2 separate regions of the Homo sapiens genome follow, and region 1 is linked to region 2. A link is a loop called in an ENCODE intact Hi-C map of the cell type or tissue named here. Cell type or tissue: psoas muscle. All regions are shown on one strand.

Region 1 (8,000 bases), 210 kb before region 2:
AAGAGTGAAACTCCGTCTCAAAAAAATATAAAAACCAAAGTGCTGGGATTACAGGTGTGAGCCACTGCTCCCAGCTGGGAACCTTCATTTTAACCAGCATTCCTCTGCAGCACACTAAAGTTTTGGAAGCAACAGTCTAGACTAAAATCCTAATTCCTAAACCTAGCGTTCGAGGTCTTGCAAAGTTTGGCTTTCCTTACTCCTCAACAAGTACCTTCCCCTCCAGCCAGGCTGAAGGGTTCCTTAATGTGCCTTCTAGCTTGTGTCTGCTCAGGCCTGCCCTTCACTGGCATCTTTCCTATCTCTCCTTAATCCACGTGATGCCAACTCAGCTTCAAGACCTAATTCAAGTCCCATCTGCTCCCAGCAGACTTTCTGATCACCCCAGCCTCCCTCCCAGGGGTTCCTTCCTTTCTCTGATTTCATTCAACATTAAATTGGTGGCATGCAGTTTAATACTTTATGATATACTATTCATTGTGGTTTTTCACTTGCTTTGATTGAGTTAATGGCATTCTCTTGCAACCTGTGACATCCTCTAGGGCAGGAATCACATGTTTCTCTCTTGCACCCTCCTTAGTACCAAAGACACAATTAAAGTCCCAGGTAGATCCTGAGAACCAATTTGCTAATAACTGAATTGAGGAACAGATGGGAGACAAATTGGGTGAAAAAGGGCGGGAGGGAAAGAGAAGAAGAGGATTGGCCATGGCCGTGTGTGAAGGGCATGGGACATTTTGGTTGAGGCTGGGATCCTAGGCTCAGTGGATGGGTGGAGTTTGGGCGACCACCCCGCCCCCGCCACCATAATTATTTGCATTTGGGGCTTGGCTGCTTCAGGGTCTCTGCCCCCACATAACAATTTGCATCCATAAATTTACATGGAAGTGAAGGAGCTTCCTGAAAGAAGAGACCGGCCTCTGTCGCCTCTCCATATTCCTCCCTTATCATTCAAAGTCATGTGTGGTGAACATGGGGATAGAGGTGCAGGCGGTAGAGCAGGACGTAGAGTCATACGGCTGCACCCCTGAAGGATGCAGCTTAAGGGAGGATGGGAATGCCTGGACTCCTTCCTGAGGCTCTCAGTGATTTTAGTCCCACAACTCCATGGTGGCCTATCTACCCCAGATTCTCCCTCCGCAGACATCTGCCCACCTATGCTTGAAGCAGTTGAGGCCAGCAAGTAGGGCTGTGTGGAGAGGGGACACCATGGATATTTTCTCATAAATGTAAATGGGACATCCCTTGTAGGCTCAAGAAGATGAAGCTGCCACATTCATGCTGTTCCCAGATCCCCTACTGCAGTTCCCTCTGCCTGGAGTGCCCTCTCCTCTGGCGGCTGCCTGATAAATCTTTGGGGATGGCCTGGCTGGACTCCCCAAGGCAGACTAAATTCTGCTTCCTGTTCTCATAGTCCTGCTTGAAGGCCTCTGTGAACAGCTCAGACTCCCCAGTAAAATAGGAACCATGACCACTCTCAGGGTGGTAAAGAGAAAACAAGATAATACAAGGCAAAACAAAGGGCTTGGAATTGCTTCTTTACTCCTATCTCCCCGCATTTCGCTGATAAGGCTGGTGATTCTGGACACTCTAGTGCTGGATGGGAGCATTCCGAGGAGAGGAGGCTCCAGCCCTGGGGATGCTTCTTGGCCATGAGCTGCCTGTCCTCGCTCGGACAAAGGAAGTACCCAACCTTAACATCCACGGGAGAAAACCCAAGGCAGCAGATGGAAGAAGAGCTACAAAGATAGCAGTCATTGGAGGAACAAAGAAAGGTCAGTGACCTGTGAATTATAAGGACAGTCCGGACACAAAGAGCCAGAAACCACAGTGGGCTCCTAATGGAAGAAAAGTGAAAGAAAAATCAATGGTGTGGGGAAGCTTCTCCTCCCATCTTTCAAATGGCTGCAGAAGGAGGAGGGGGAGGAAGAGCTCTGAGCTGGGAATATATTAGCTGCCTGATCTCCATCCTGTTACCAAGGGAGTGGAGTCCTTGTCCCCAGAGGCCTCTCAGGAGATGGTAGATAATTACATATGGGTCTCTGGTTTGGTACAGCTCTGTCTCAAGGCAAGGGATGGAATATATGACCCCTTCAAGCTTCTCTTATCTGTACTGGAGCAGGTTACCACGAGACAAAGAGAATTCAAGAGGCTGTCACATAATTATTTGTGTTGCATGCTTCCTTTAGCTTTTGAGAAATCTCGGAACAAAATCTTCAGCGCTCAAGACCAGAATGAATTTGGTGGTTTCACGACCCACCCCCTCCCATCTTTTATTTAAAATAATTAAAAAAACTCCAATCTCCTGAAATTCTTAAGACAGAAGAAGCTTTAGAGTCGACAAGAACGAGATCTTTTGCTTTCATTAGAAATGTCTGCATTTCTCTCTGGTTAAAGGAGGGTGGGATATATTGGAATATTAATGAGGAGCATTTAGATGAGGCTCTTAATTTGAAAAGAATATGAGAATTAATGCTTGAGTTTAATTGGAGCCTGAATCATCACAGATAGATTTTTACCCTCTTCTCCTTAATCAATTTCACCCTAATTAATTCTTCTGTGGCTAAGTCTTGTTACATTAGATAGTCTGCTGATTATTTCCACAATCAAGAGACTGTATATTCATGCATTTTTAATAAGGAACGACTGCATCCTTTTTCATAAGTGATCCTGCCGGTTGGCGGCTGCAGCCACTAAAATAATTATAGAGCAGATTACTTACTTTTAAAGCATTGTTTGCTGTCATATTCATCCTAGGTGACAATTTGGGAGAGCTCCGGAGGCTGCTGTAATCGCGCAGAGGAGCTGGGTATTTAATGTAGCAATTTTCAATGTCAAGTGCTGTTTATTCATAGGTCATTGCCTTTTTTTTTTTTTCTAAATAAACACAGGGGTAATTTGGTCTTGCTGACTGATGAAGTCATGTACTAAAGACTGGAAGGCCGTTCTAATTGTATGCTTAGTTTAAAACCTTGACTCTTGGAAGGACCTGCTTCTGAAGGCTGACTGGCACCTTCTGCCTCCATCTGTGACTGGCTCACATATGGTTGTACATGTCTGATTATTACTTATATGGTGGGGTGCTCTCATGTCAGACCCTGATATCCTTGCAAGCTTGAAGGCTTGAAGCAAGGCACACAGCAATTCCAAAGCTTCAGCTGTTTATTGTTTAGCAAGAGGAAGCGGGACAATCCACCTAAGGGAAAAGACTGCTTTTTGTTTTGGGAAAAACACTGGGCTTTTTCGTTATGCAGAGGAAAGGCTCAGAGCTGATTCTGGAATGGACAGGTTGAGACAAGAGGAAATAAATGGCTCTGTATGCTAATATAAATGACTGTCATGTGGTTAGTGGCAGACAGAGCTACCCCAGTCACCTGAGAAGAGGGGAGACTTCCTCTTATCTCTTGGGTAAATAGAAAGTTGGGACCTGGACGCCAGAGAGGAGAGATCTGGCTGAAGGCCTTCCTCTCTGTGGAAGTTAAGTGAGCTCTGCCATTAAATGGCAGGCCTGACAGGCCTGGAGGGAAAAGGCAAGCAGGGCACCCCAGGCCATGGGCCAGTGGACTCCAGGAGAGTTCATAGGCAGCCTCCAACTTAACTGGTTTTTTTTTTTTTTCTGTAATTATAACTCTCTTTTGCCAGCCCCAATAACTTCAGCCTTGAAGGTGTTAACCTTACAATCTTGGAAAAACAAGAGATCCCGTATCTGTGCTTGGAACAGAGTGTGAAGAAAGGGAGTGTGATCTTCCCTGAGACCACCACCCACCATCACCACCCAAAGCCTGCTCAAGAAAGCATTGTGGTCCTGGAACCCATGTGAGGGGCCACACATTGGCCTTGGGAAGGAGGATACTCACGGGATCCATACAGAGGCAAAGGCTCAGGCTAACGCCCAGCTCAGGTGGACAGGTGTGGAAGTGGACTGAGACAAATTCCTTCCTCATCTTCTGGAGAGAGACCTTCAAAAGGAGAGACTACAACTTGCAAAGCACACAGGCATGGGTTATTGGCTAGCAGCCAACTGGGCCGCCCTTAATAGACATTGCAGTTGGCCAGAGACTCAGAGGTTATCCTGTCCCCCACCCCCTCTTTGCTCTCCACACCAGCTGTTCAGGGAAAGAGCCCAACTGTGGCAACCGCCAGCTCATTTCCCAGGAATGCCACCGCCAGCTGCTCTGCAGAACCCAGGGCCAGTAACTAGTGGCCTCATTGAACCTTAGGTCATTACTCTGACCCCTACTGCAGATGACGAAACTGAACATTTCTGGTACGGTTACTCTCTAAAGCAGCGTCCCTAAGACCACTGAAGGAGTTGCAAAGATTGGAAGGGCAAGACCTGAGCAAGTGTTTGGCCATACGGTAAATATGTGTCAAGCTGCTTGGGTGTCCAGAGCCAGCCCCCTAACCCCTATTTCACTGATAGGAAACCTAGGCCCAGAGAGGTAATTGGTCAAGGTCTATTGATCAGTGATAAGTTCAGACCTTGTGTCCCACGTTCCACAACTCCCAATCCAATATTCTTTCTGGATAGCCCCTCCCTTGGGTCACTTTCTCTTTAGCTAGACAAAAAGGACATCCTGCCAGCTTGCCATGTATTTACTGTGTGGCCAAACATTTGTTCAGATCTTGGCCTTCCAATCTCCTCAATTCCTTCAACAGTCTTCAAAACATCTCTTTGGAGCATTTCGCTATAGATAGCAACTGCACTAGAATTTTTTAGCTTCCTCATCTGTAACATGGAGATAATAATAGCAGTTATGGCATCGAGATAATTCATGTAAAGAACTTAGAACAGTGTGTTCTTTCAAGCACATAGTAAGTGCTTGATAAATGTTTCCTCAAAACAGGGGTTATGTGAACCCAAATCTCTGTCATCACTTATGAAAGGCTGAAACAAAAGGTAATGCCCAAAGGAGGCTGGAATCCAATGACAGTCATATTAGAGTGGGGTGTTCCTTGGGGGAGGCATTTTGATCTCTAATATTGTATCAGTCAGTAAGTGGTCCCAGAAGCTAGGAGAGGAGCAGCAAGACTCTTATAGCCTTTGCGTCACCTGCCCTGGCCAAACCTTGATGCACGATCCAGCCTCGAGGCTGGGATGCTACAGGAGATGGGGAGAGGAGCCGGGTGATTCACTTACAAATTCATATAAACCGCCCTCCATGGGCTGTTTTGGACTGACTTATCAGGTTCAGTTCTGCAGCTTCCGTCCTGGGTTTGGTGGCCGGGGAGTCTCGGTCAGCCTGGAGGACCCCAGTAAGTTCAAGGTATAGTACTGGTGGGAGGAGAACCTCCATTTCCTCAGAATACCAGGAAACTCTTGGACTACATGTAGGAACCAATTTCATTTTTTTCCTTTATTCTTTGTTCTCCTTTCCTTCATTTTCTCCATTCCCCTAATATTTTTAAGTCCCTCACCCACATCCTAACCACAGCAGTTACTATAAAAAATAAAATCAGACTAAAGGGAAGGGGATGGTTGATGAAGCCATCTCCATGGGCTGCTGTTCTATATGTGTAACTCTTATCTCCCTTAGTAGAGGGGAAGTCCTTAGAACAGAGGCTATATTTTGCATTCCACTGGGGCTCTGTCACCTCAATGTGTTCACGGAAAGTAGTAAGTACTTATGGAGTAAAGTTAAATGTTCTAGTATAGAATTTTATTTTTAGGGAGAAGTCCTGCATGCTAATGTGACACTATTCCCTTTTGGACAGATGGGGAAATTTAGGCTTCCAGTAATTTAGAGAACTGGTACACACTCACAATCAGGGCTGGCCTGCCACTCTTCTGCTTACTTCAGGGCCCTTATCTCCCGAGCTGCCTCTAAAACATGTCTAAAACATGTTTACTTTTTAAATTTTTTTAAACAGGATCCCCCTCTGTCGCCCAGGCTGGAGTGCAGTGGCAGCACCATGGCTTGCTGCAGCCTTAACCTCTTGGGCTCAGGTGATCCTCCCCCGCCAGCCTCCTGAGTAGCTGGGATTCCAAGTGCATGCCACTATGCCTGCCTAATTTTTTAAATTTTTTGTAGAGACAGGGTTTCACCATGTTGTCCAAGCTGGTCTCGAACTCCTAGGTTCAAAAGATCCTCCTGCCTTGGCCTCCCAAATTGCTGGGATTACAGGCGTAAGCCACCGCACCCGGCCACATTTACTCCTTATGGCTTGTTTCGAAAGCTCATTTTCAGGTTTGTCTGGGATTTGTATCCCAAGGATCTACTGTGTGTCCTAGGGACACACAGCTGTAAGGTAAGATAAGTGGCATCCACAAGAAGGCCAGCTACTGAGGATATCGGGTTAAAGGCACTAAGGAAGTAAATCACTTGGTAAGTTAACTTAGAAAGGCCAAGATGTTAAACTCTGAGCCAACCAGGATTTAATTTATTTGTTATTGAGGTTAATGTCATTTTTACTGCATGCTAATAAAAGCCTGAGCTCTGTTGCCAAGATTCAAGAGAAATCTTAGTTATCATTTTTCCCTCCATTGGTAAGAAAATGGACTGTCAAATTTGGGAAGGCTGGAAGAAAGGGGATAAAGGAGAACATGGGGAACATTTCTCCCCTCTGCTGGTCTGCAGTCTGTTTCCAAGACAGGAGGAGTCATGTCATCTTCTCTCATCAGTGTTGCAGCTGCCTTCGCCTTAAAAGAGTTTGCTCTGGGAACAGAGATCTATTCCTGGGGCCAACTTCTCCTCATGGTTAGCCTGTTGCTTCGGACCATGCTATGGTTTGAATGTGTCCACTCCAAAATTCCTGTTGAAACTTAATCCCCACAGTGGCGGTATTAAGCTACCTCTGACAGCTATTGGATGTGTGACTTCAGACAAGTCACTTAACCTCTCTGGGCTTAGTTTACCTTATCTACAAAATAAGAATGCCTGCCTTACTGACCTCATCCAGCACCTCATAAGAGCAATGCCATGTTCATTCATTTAACAAATTCTTTTTTTTTTTTTTTTGAGACGGAGTCTTGCTCTGTAGCCCAGGCTGGAGTGCAGTGGCGCGATCTCGGCTCACTGTAACCTCTGCTTCCCGGGTTCAAGGAATTCTCCTTTCTCAGCCTCCCGAGTAGCTGGGACTACAAGTGTGAGCCACCACGCCCAGTTAATTTTTGTATTTTTAGTAGAGATGGGGTTTCACCATGTTGCCAAGGCTGGTCGCAAACTCCTGAGCTCAGGCAGTCCACCCACCTTGGCCTCCCAAAGTGCTGAGATTACAGATGTGAGCCACCATGCCCGGCCTCATTTAACAAAATCTTAACAGAAATCTACTCGAACTAGATCCTAGGGACACAGCTGTAAATAAGACAAACTCAGTTTCCACTTTCTTTCAGCTTACACTTTGGTAGGGGGATGTAGGCAATCAAATAATCATTGAAGTAACCGTGTGTCCTGGTTATTTATTGCTGTATAAAAAATCATCTCAAAATTTGGTGGCTTAAAACAACAATCATTTAATGGGGATTGACTGGACCCGAGGAGGTGGTTCTTGTTCAGCGTTTCTCATGCCATGGCAGTCAGACAATGGCTGGGGCTAGAGCCAGAATCATCTCGAAGCCTTGCTCACTCACATGTGTGGTGGTGGATGCTGGCTGTCAGCCAAAATATCTACAATGTGGTCTTTCTATGCGACTTGTGCTTTCTCCCAGCATGGAGGCTAGTTTCTAAAAGCAAGCTAGGCAGAAGTGTGTGGCATGTTTATGATCTAGCCTTGGAAGTCACATAGCTTCACTTTTGATGTATTCTGTTGGCCAATGCAGTCACAAAGCCCAACCCAGGTTAAAAAAGAGGGAACATAGACCCCACCACTCGATGGGTGGAGTGTCAACATCATGGTTCAGGAAGAGCATGTAGGATGGGAAATATCATGGCAGCCATCTGCAGAAAGTACAACTTGCCACACTATGCATTACATGTATAGCGCTTAGATTAGTGCCTGGCACTTAAAAAATATTCGTCAAAGTGTTAACTATTTGCTTTTAGATGCTTTGAAGGAAAATC
Region 2 (8,000 bases):
ATATTTTTAGCAGAGACAGGGTTTCACCATGTTGCCCTGGGTGGTCTCGAACTCCTGAGCTCAGGTGATCCACCTGCATTGGCCTCCAAAAGCGTTGGGATTACAGGTGTGAGCCACTGTGCCTGGCCAGCTTTTTTTTTTTTTTTTCTGAGACGGACTCTCACTCTGTCACCCACTAGGTTGGAGTACAGTGGTGCGATCTTGGCTCACTGCAACCTCTGCCTCCCAGGTTCAAGTGATTCTTGTGTCTCAGCCTCCTGAGTAGCTGGGATTACCAGTGTGTGCCACCATGCCCGGCTAATTTTTGTATTGTTTGTAGAGATGGGGTTTCACCATGTTGGCCAGGCTGGTCTCAAACTCCTGACCTCAAGTGATCCACCTGCTTTGGCCTCCCAAAGTGCTGGGATTACAGGAGTGAGCCACTGCAGCTAGCCAGGTTCATATATATATGTATATCAATTACAACTACTCATATATACTAATATATATATATCCATATTTTGTATATGTATTATACAATTAATCTTCCATGGTTTTAAAAATATCTCAGCCTAAGTCTCTGATGGCAAGTGTCATCTGAGTATAGTCCTGGTTCCTCATAGCTACATGACAAATTGGGAAGTGGCATCAAAGACCCTCTGGAATCCAGAGAGTAGACATTACTGCCTGCCTTTTGTCTCTCAGCCAGATCCTTAGCCACAGAGGAGTGACTCTACATGAGCATAAGTTGGCACCTCCGCAGGCCCGCACAGTCCACTATGCTGAGCTGGTCGAGCTTTCCATCCCCTATCCAGGGTCCACTCACCCCACTGTGGGTAATACACTGGAGTATTTCCTATCTTATTCTCTGATAATCTACAGTCTATTTCAAGGTTTTGATTATTTTATTTTTGAGATGGGGTCTCGCTCTGTAACCCAGGCTGGAGTGCAGTGGCATGACCATAGCTCACTGCAGCCTTGACCTCCTGGGCTCAAGCGATCCTCCCACCTCAGCCTCCCAAGTAGTTGGGACCACAGGCACGCACCATTGCACCAGGCTGACTTTTTACCTTTTTATTTTTATTTTTTGTAGAGATGAGGCAGGGTGGGTCTCACTATGTGGTCCAGGCTTGTCTGGAACTCCTGGGCTCAAGCGACCCTTCCCACTTAGCCTCCCAAAATGTTGAGATGATAGGCATGACCTACCACCCCAGTCTCAAATTTTTTTTTTTTTTTTTTTTTTTTTTTTGAGACAGAGTGTCGCTCTTGTTGCCCAGGCTGGAGTGCAGTGGCATGATCTTGACTCACTGCAACCTCCGACTCCTGGGTTGAAGCGATTTTCCTGCCTCAGCCTTCCGAGTCACTGGGATTACAGGTGCCCGCCACCATGCCTGGCTAATTTTTGTTATTTTTAGTAGAGATGGGGTTTCACCATGTTAGCCAGGCTGGTCTCGAACTCCTGACCTCGGGTGATCCACCCACCTCGGCCTCCCAAGGTGCTGGGATTACAGGTGTGAGCCACCTTGCCCGGCCTCAAATTTTTTTTTTAAGAGTTCTATTTCACAGCCCACTAATGGGCCCCACCTGCGATCTGGAAAAATTGCTCTAATCAGATGGCTGCAGACTGGCCCAGCGCCTGCCCTTCTGCTCTACTCCAGACGTCTTCCTCCCTGCCTAGCACCTCATGTGCCCTTTCCAGACACTTCCTCCTTGTGGCCTCCAAGTTAACAGCTGGTGGCTCTGTAGTCCAGGCTGCTGCTTCTGCAGCAAGCTCAGGTTACAGCACCGGGCTTTCCTTGCTCATCAAAATACTTCTAGGGTGAGTTTCCAGAGTTCTCTTCAACCTTCCTTCTCCCAGTGATACACTGCTCTTGAATGCCTTGTTTATCTAGGGCAGCCATGGAACCTTGCCACTAAAACCCAGGTGAAGATCTTTCCCTGCCTAGTCCTCTGCAATTCTAGAGTGATTAGGGGCTCCCCTGGCATTTTCACAGCACCACAGCTACCTGATGGCATTGGTGTTTCACAGCAGAAGGCGCTGAGGGCACAGGGAGCTGAGCTGAAGCGACCTATCCAAGGTCACCTGTCTAGGAAGTAGCAGAACTGTTTCCAACCCCAGTCTCCTGATGCTGATTCACAGCTACCCTCTGGAGGGTTTCATTTTTCTCCTCTCTGACCCTTTGGAAAAGGATGCATTGAAGGACATAATGTTTTGATCCTTTGTTTTTGTGTTACATAAGTAAGGGAAAATTTCCTGTGACTTTACAAGTTCCTCTGTCTCTCCAGTGTTTCGAATTTGGTCCCTACACAGACTGGCTTCTTGCTCACACACTCTGCTAATGCCCAGGACTGCCTTCCATTTCAAGGGTTACCTCACCTTGCAGTGAGCCAAAAAGGTTTGCCCTCGGAATCTTCACCCTCGTTCCTCTCTTTCTGGGAACTACAGAAAGTTCGTTTCTGAGCCCGCAGAGTTTTTAACAGCACCTCCAGTTTCTCCTTAGTTCCTTCCCACGAGCCCGGAACCTGCTGTTAGCTGCTCTACTGAAAAATCCCCTTTTTTTCTCCCTGGGAGGAGTAGTAGGCACTCTTTCCAATTTCTACAAGCTGGTGGCAGGAGGGCTGGCATTCTTTCTCCCCTGCCTCATCAACACTTAATCCATCTTCCTGGCTCTGCCCACCCCTGAATTTGAAAAATGAAGTCAAAAACATCAAGGCGCATCCTTTTTGTGTGCCTGCTATTTTCAAGGGGCTGTAACGGTGATAGCAACCATGCAGGTACCCGCAGTGTGCTAAGCAGGGGCACTCTTCATGTCATCTCTGATATTCACAGCTACCCCATAATGGCGGACATGATTGTTTCCAGGCTACAGATGAGGAAACCGAGGCACAGACAGGGTAAATTACTCCCTCAAAGTCACACAGCTAGTAAGTGGGAGTACATGGGTAGGCAGAAATTTGAACTCTACCATCTCTGCCTCCAAAGCCTATGCACTTTTCCACTACCCCCTGCTGCCCTCCTCAGGAAGGAGGTGAGAGATGGCATCAGAGACCTTTCCAAAGATAAGCATGCCCTGTTTCCATTTTGCAACTCCTCTGCTGTCTGTGTGACACCACACATGCATAGCCTTTCCTCTTTGCCTCCTGTAAAGGTTTCAACTTTTTAAGTTAAATGAATTTTAAATAATTGGAGGGATACAAAAAAATATTTACATCTCTCTTTCCTTCTGCTGCAAAAATAGGGACCCTGGCAGGAGGCTGGGCATGCCAAGGCAGAAGGCTGCCATGCAGGCCTCTCTGATTTCAGTGCTGGCGTCACTGAGTCAGAGCCTGGGAAGCCCTCCCTCACCAAGGGGAACTTCAAGATAAGCCCCAGGGTCAGTGCTCTCCCATTCCAAACCCAAACCTGCTCAGCTACTCCCACCCTGGTGCAAACCCCCGAATCAGCCAGCCAGCACGTGACCATGCACGTCCCTCTGCCTGCCACAATCCCCAAGACACAACCTTGCTCTCAGACCCAGACCCGGTATGGGGTGTCCAACAGTGGCTCTGGGCATGAGGACAGGATGTGGGAAGAGCAGGTGCTCCGCCTCTGGGCACATGGCCACCCAGTCCAGCTTCACCCAGCACAACTCGTTTTCCAAATGTCCTAGTTTCAGCCTCCCTTTCTGCAACCCAGGCCAAATTGACCACCCCCAGATTTCTGTCCCCTGCTCATGGGGCTTGGCTGGGCCTGCTGGGGGCTGACGTGAGCCAGAATAACTGCGAAGGCAGGAGACGAAGGGGGTGTGAGCCGCCTTTTGGGATCTGTGCCCTGTCTCATGCACGAACACCCCCTGCCTGCCAGGCAGACCCATTCTTTTCACTGTGAGCCTCAGGAACAGAGAGTACAGGGCTGACCCACTCTGGGCCTCCCTGTAGAACTAGGGATGGTGAGGCAGGAACCCAGCAGAAGGATGGGGCCAGTTTCCAGTCCTTGAGAAAAAGGGGCTCAAACACGAAATTTGTGGGGAGCTTGTTGCCTCCCTTCTCAGAACCCTTGGATATCCCACAGCCTGCTCTCTTTACAGTGCCACCTAGGGAGCAAGAATTAGGTGCAGAGTGCTGGGAGAACCCCCAAACCAAATACAGATCCCTCATCTGGTCCCTTCCTGGCAGGTTGGGATGTGTGTCGCTTCGTCAGTTACTAGTATAGCACCTACTATATGTAGGCTTCCTGTGGGGGAGAGGGGGTCAGAGTGCAAGACATGGCAAGTGAGCAAGTTCCCCACCTAGTTGGGAAGTCATGCACCACATAAGACAGAATTCATTGCCAAGTGAATGTGTCCATCGGCAAGAAGGATCCATCCAGCGAGCACCAGGCATTGAACCCTGGGCTGGGGTTTCAAAGAAGAGACAGATAATTCCTGCACTCAAGAAACACAGATGATCACAATGTGATGTGATCTGTATCCAAGACAGGTAGGAGGTGCAGGGGGTGAAGCTTCCAGATCAGGGAAGGTTGCCAGGAGCCCACTCTCGGGCCACCCATGGGACATCACTCTGGCCTGTGCCTGATTTAAACCCTGGCTCAAACTAGCCCCTGAACCCAAATATGCTGCTCAGCTGAAGTTAAACAGCTCACCCTTCTCCTCGATTCTGATGACAAGTCTGCATGTTTAAGTTTCCTTTTGGGCTTTTCTATTTATGTTGTCATTGATTACTTTGCTCCTAACTCATCTGATTTCAATTTGGACTGATTTGATCCTAATTTTATTACCATGTAATCTGAATGCACATAATTACTGTAATTATGCTGCTGAGGGAAACAGCTCCTGCATGGTGGGAAGACCTAAATTTAGGGCTTCCTGGCAAGGGCGGCCGTTGGCTGGGTGGACCCACAGCTACCTCAGAGCTGGCAGCCTTGAGGGGCACAGATGCCCTCCCCCGCTACACCCCCTCAGAGATGGGTATTTTGGGTTTCATCTCAGAGATGAGCTTGAGGCCCCTCTCAGAAGCCCTAGGAGCAAGCAGCGGCCTGAGTTGGGGTCGGGGAGCCCACCTGCTCTGCACACTCTGGCTCATATCTCCACCCTCTGCTGCACGTGCTCAGCACCCATGGGCCACCTGTATCTGAAGTGCTTGCTCACAAGGTCGCCCTACCTCTGGGTGCCAACTGTCTTCCCCAAAAGACCTGGGAACCAAGGGTTCCCTGATACTCATGAGGTGGGGGAAAGCAAGCTGTGATGCAAGGGCCTGGTTTTGGCCCTCCTGTATCCTCCCTTGCCCTCTCAGTTCAGTCTGAGGCTGCCTCCTCCATGATGCCTCCCTGACCCGTCCAGCCCTCTCCCTACTTGGTCATTTATGTCCCACCCGAGGAGACTTACTGTTTCCATTTTACAGATGAGAAAACTGAGGCACAGTGAGGTTAGGTGCCTTACTCTAGGGTACCCAGTGGGTGGGCAGTGAAACTCTTAACTACCTCATTACACTGCTCCTTCCAAAGCCCAGAGCCCATTACAGGACTGATCTCACGTAATTCTCCCCAGCCTAAATGACAGCATAAAGAACACGAGCCAGATGCCACACTTTCCCTTCCTCCTGATCAGCCACAGAGGGGATGGGGCACTTCAGACACAGGGATCTGAGAACCAGGTGGAAAAGGGGAAAGGTGCTCTTTTCACCCAGCCTCTTTGTGCTTGGGAGGACTGACTCCCTGGAGCAGAGAGAAGGCAAGCCCTGCTGCGATGATGAGGCGGGGACCCAGCAGAGGGATGGGGCCAGTTTCCAATCCCAGGGAAGAAAGGTTGGAACATGGAATTTGTGGAAAGCTCATTGCCTCCCTCCCCAGAATCCATGATTTGTTTGTGTACAGGAGGGAAAGTGGCAAGAAGAGTTGTAAAGGCTGCTAATTATGAAGCTCCTGCTGCATGCACCCAGAGCCTGGCCCCCACTGCCTTAAAACAAGCTGGGCACACAATGGTGAGGGGGTGGCCGAAGGTGTCAGGCCAACTGGAAGACAGGGAGGCCATCTCCAGGGGAAGTGCCCACTTTAGGAGACCCTGGGCCTGGAGAGCAGATGAAGGAACTGGGGAGATGTGGGTGGAGAAGGGCCTGATATCCATCATGTGGGAGGGAGAATGCGCTTGCTCTGTGTTGCTTGAGAGGGTAGAAATAGGAGGCTGACATCAGCAAGCTGATTGGGACTGAAGAAAGCAAAGATTATCCAGAAGTGGGCCCCCAGTCGGAAGAGATACCTGCACAGAGGCCCCATTGCTGGGGCCCAGTGCCGTGGCCCAAGAGCCCCCATAGGCCTGGAGCAGCATCCGAGTAGGCCCAGGGCAGGAGGACTACAGCAAGGCGGGGGACCTGGGCTCCTGGCACTGTTCTCCTTCACTACTCCAAGCTGCTGATCTCATGGGAGTCTTCAGGAGCCTGCAACCCCCAACTGGGGGGTTAAAGGCCTCGAACTGGGGAAAGAGCAGACCTGGAGCCATAGCCTCCTAACAGTTCAGCTGCTTCTGCAGAGAGCAGTAAGCAGGCAGCGGAGCACAGGGCAGGGCCCTGGAGGGCTGGAGCCAAGAGGAAGGAGAGGGGCTGACAGAAAAGACCAACTTCCCATTCCGCCAAGAGCAGCTCTGCCCCCAGAATCGCGCCTTGCAGGCCCTTGCAGATTGGATGCTAAGGTCATCTGAAGCCTCAGAAATGATGAGGCTGGTCCAGGTGACTCAAGGTCTTACCTACTACTCTGCTGCTGGGCAGGTGGGGAACACCTCTACTTCCTTATGTTTCACTCTCTGGAGGCCACAGTTCAAGGCTGAACTGCCAAACCAGACACCATCCTGAGTCAGGGGACCCTGCCATTGGAGGCTGGCAGCTCCTCAGAGACTTTCTCCCTGCCCAGGCCCATCTGCCTGGTAGCTCCCATCCTTTCCACCTTCGGCATGCACCCACACATACACGTCAAGACGTGCACAGCCAGCTGCTGCCACCCTCCCCACAGGAGGCCTCTGGGACCTGCCCTCACAGCTCACTCACCCAGCGAAGGGACCCGATGCAGACCTTCGCGGCCATCAGGGGCACGGTGGGGTCCGAGGGCCGCAACTTCACACACTCCCGCAGCAGGGACACAGCGTAGGCTGACTGCAGAAAAAAAGAGCAGGAAACACTGTCACTCACAGTCCTGGATCTCAAGGGCCCACAGTGGGGCGAGCTTCCCAAACAACCAAGCCTTGCTCTGTATCCCTTTGCTCTCAGGAGCCAGGAAGAGGTCCAGGGCAGAGAAGCCTAGGCAGTGTCGGCAGGCAAATCCCTCCCTGGGCCTCAGTTTCCTCATCTGAAGATTAGAGGCTGTGACCCTTGCTCTTTAGGTAACATGATGACAGCTAACATGAAAACGAATGGAAGGTCTCCCCAAGGAATTCAAATTTCAAGCACAGAAATTTTAGAGGTAGAAAGGGGCTCTCTAAATGAGGGCTGGGCACGGTGGCTCACGCCTGCAATCCCAGCACTTTGGGAGACCGAGGCAGGCAGATCACTTGAACTCAGGAGTTCGAGACCAGCCTGGCCAACTTGGTGAAACCCCGTCTCTACTAAAAATACAAAAATTAGCCAGGTGTGGAGGCGTGTGTCCATAGTCCCAACGACTCAGGAGGCTGAGACACGAGAATCGCTTGAACCCAAGAGGTGGAAGTTGCAGTGAGCCGAGATTGTGCCACCGCACTCCAGCCTGGGTGACACAGTGAGACTGTGTCTCAAACAAACAAACAAACAAACAAATAAATAAGGACTCTGGAGGCATGGCCAATGGCGGGGTTGGGGGTCGTATAAAGGCTGGCAGAGAGGAAGGGGAGATATTCTAAACTGGCAGAGCCGGAGAGAACCTCCAGACAGTAATCTGAGGATCCCCCCAGGCTTCAGGGACTCAGACTGGACCTGCTGAGGACGGCCAAGTGTGAAGGAGGGCTGGGCGGGGCGGGGCAGCCACAGCCAGACACGAATGTTACCAATAACAGTAATGAGAAGAACAGCAGCAGCAAACACTT

Evidence for each region. Peaks named below come from ENCODE experiments on the same cell type or tissue, not always from the same donor. Only the 100,000 strongest peaks of a DNase experiment are listed, where the experiment ranks them.
Region 1: it touches region 2 in a loop (2.7-fold over the local background); 2 of 110 quality-filtered maps call a loop at or near these places.

Annotation. Positions count from the first base shown.
Region 1 is chr2:47,221,737-47,229,736 of GRCh38, reverse strand. The region is part of intron 3 of EPCAM-DT (EPCAM divergent transcript); the gene reads left to right. It overlaps LOC124907763 (a long non-coding RNA gene), which reads right to left and starts at 2,820. Exons shown (of 2, transcript XR_007086311.1): 1 at 2,723-2,820. In psoas muscle, no CTCF peak of the experiment used is centred here; a DNase peak (open chromatin) is centred at 4,086; H3K27ac peaks cover 3,572 bases.
Region 2 is chr2:47,010,429-47,018,428 of GRCh38, reverse strand. It overlaps TTC7A (tetratricopeptide repeat domain 7A), which reads right to left. Exons shown (of 20, transcript NM_020458.4): 11 at 6,994-7,098. Among named protein-coding and RNA genes, the nearest start is that of TTC7A, 73 kb to the right of the region's middle. In psoas muscle, a CTCF peak has its summit at 3,000 (motif pointing left); DNase peaks (open chromatin) are centred at 1,678 and 3,577; H3K27ac peaks cover 4,383 bases.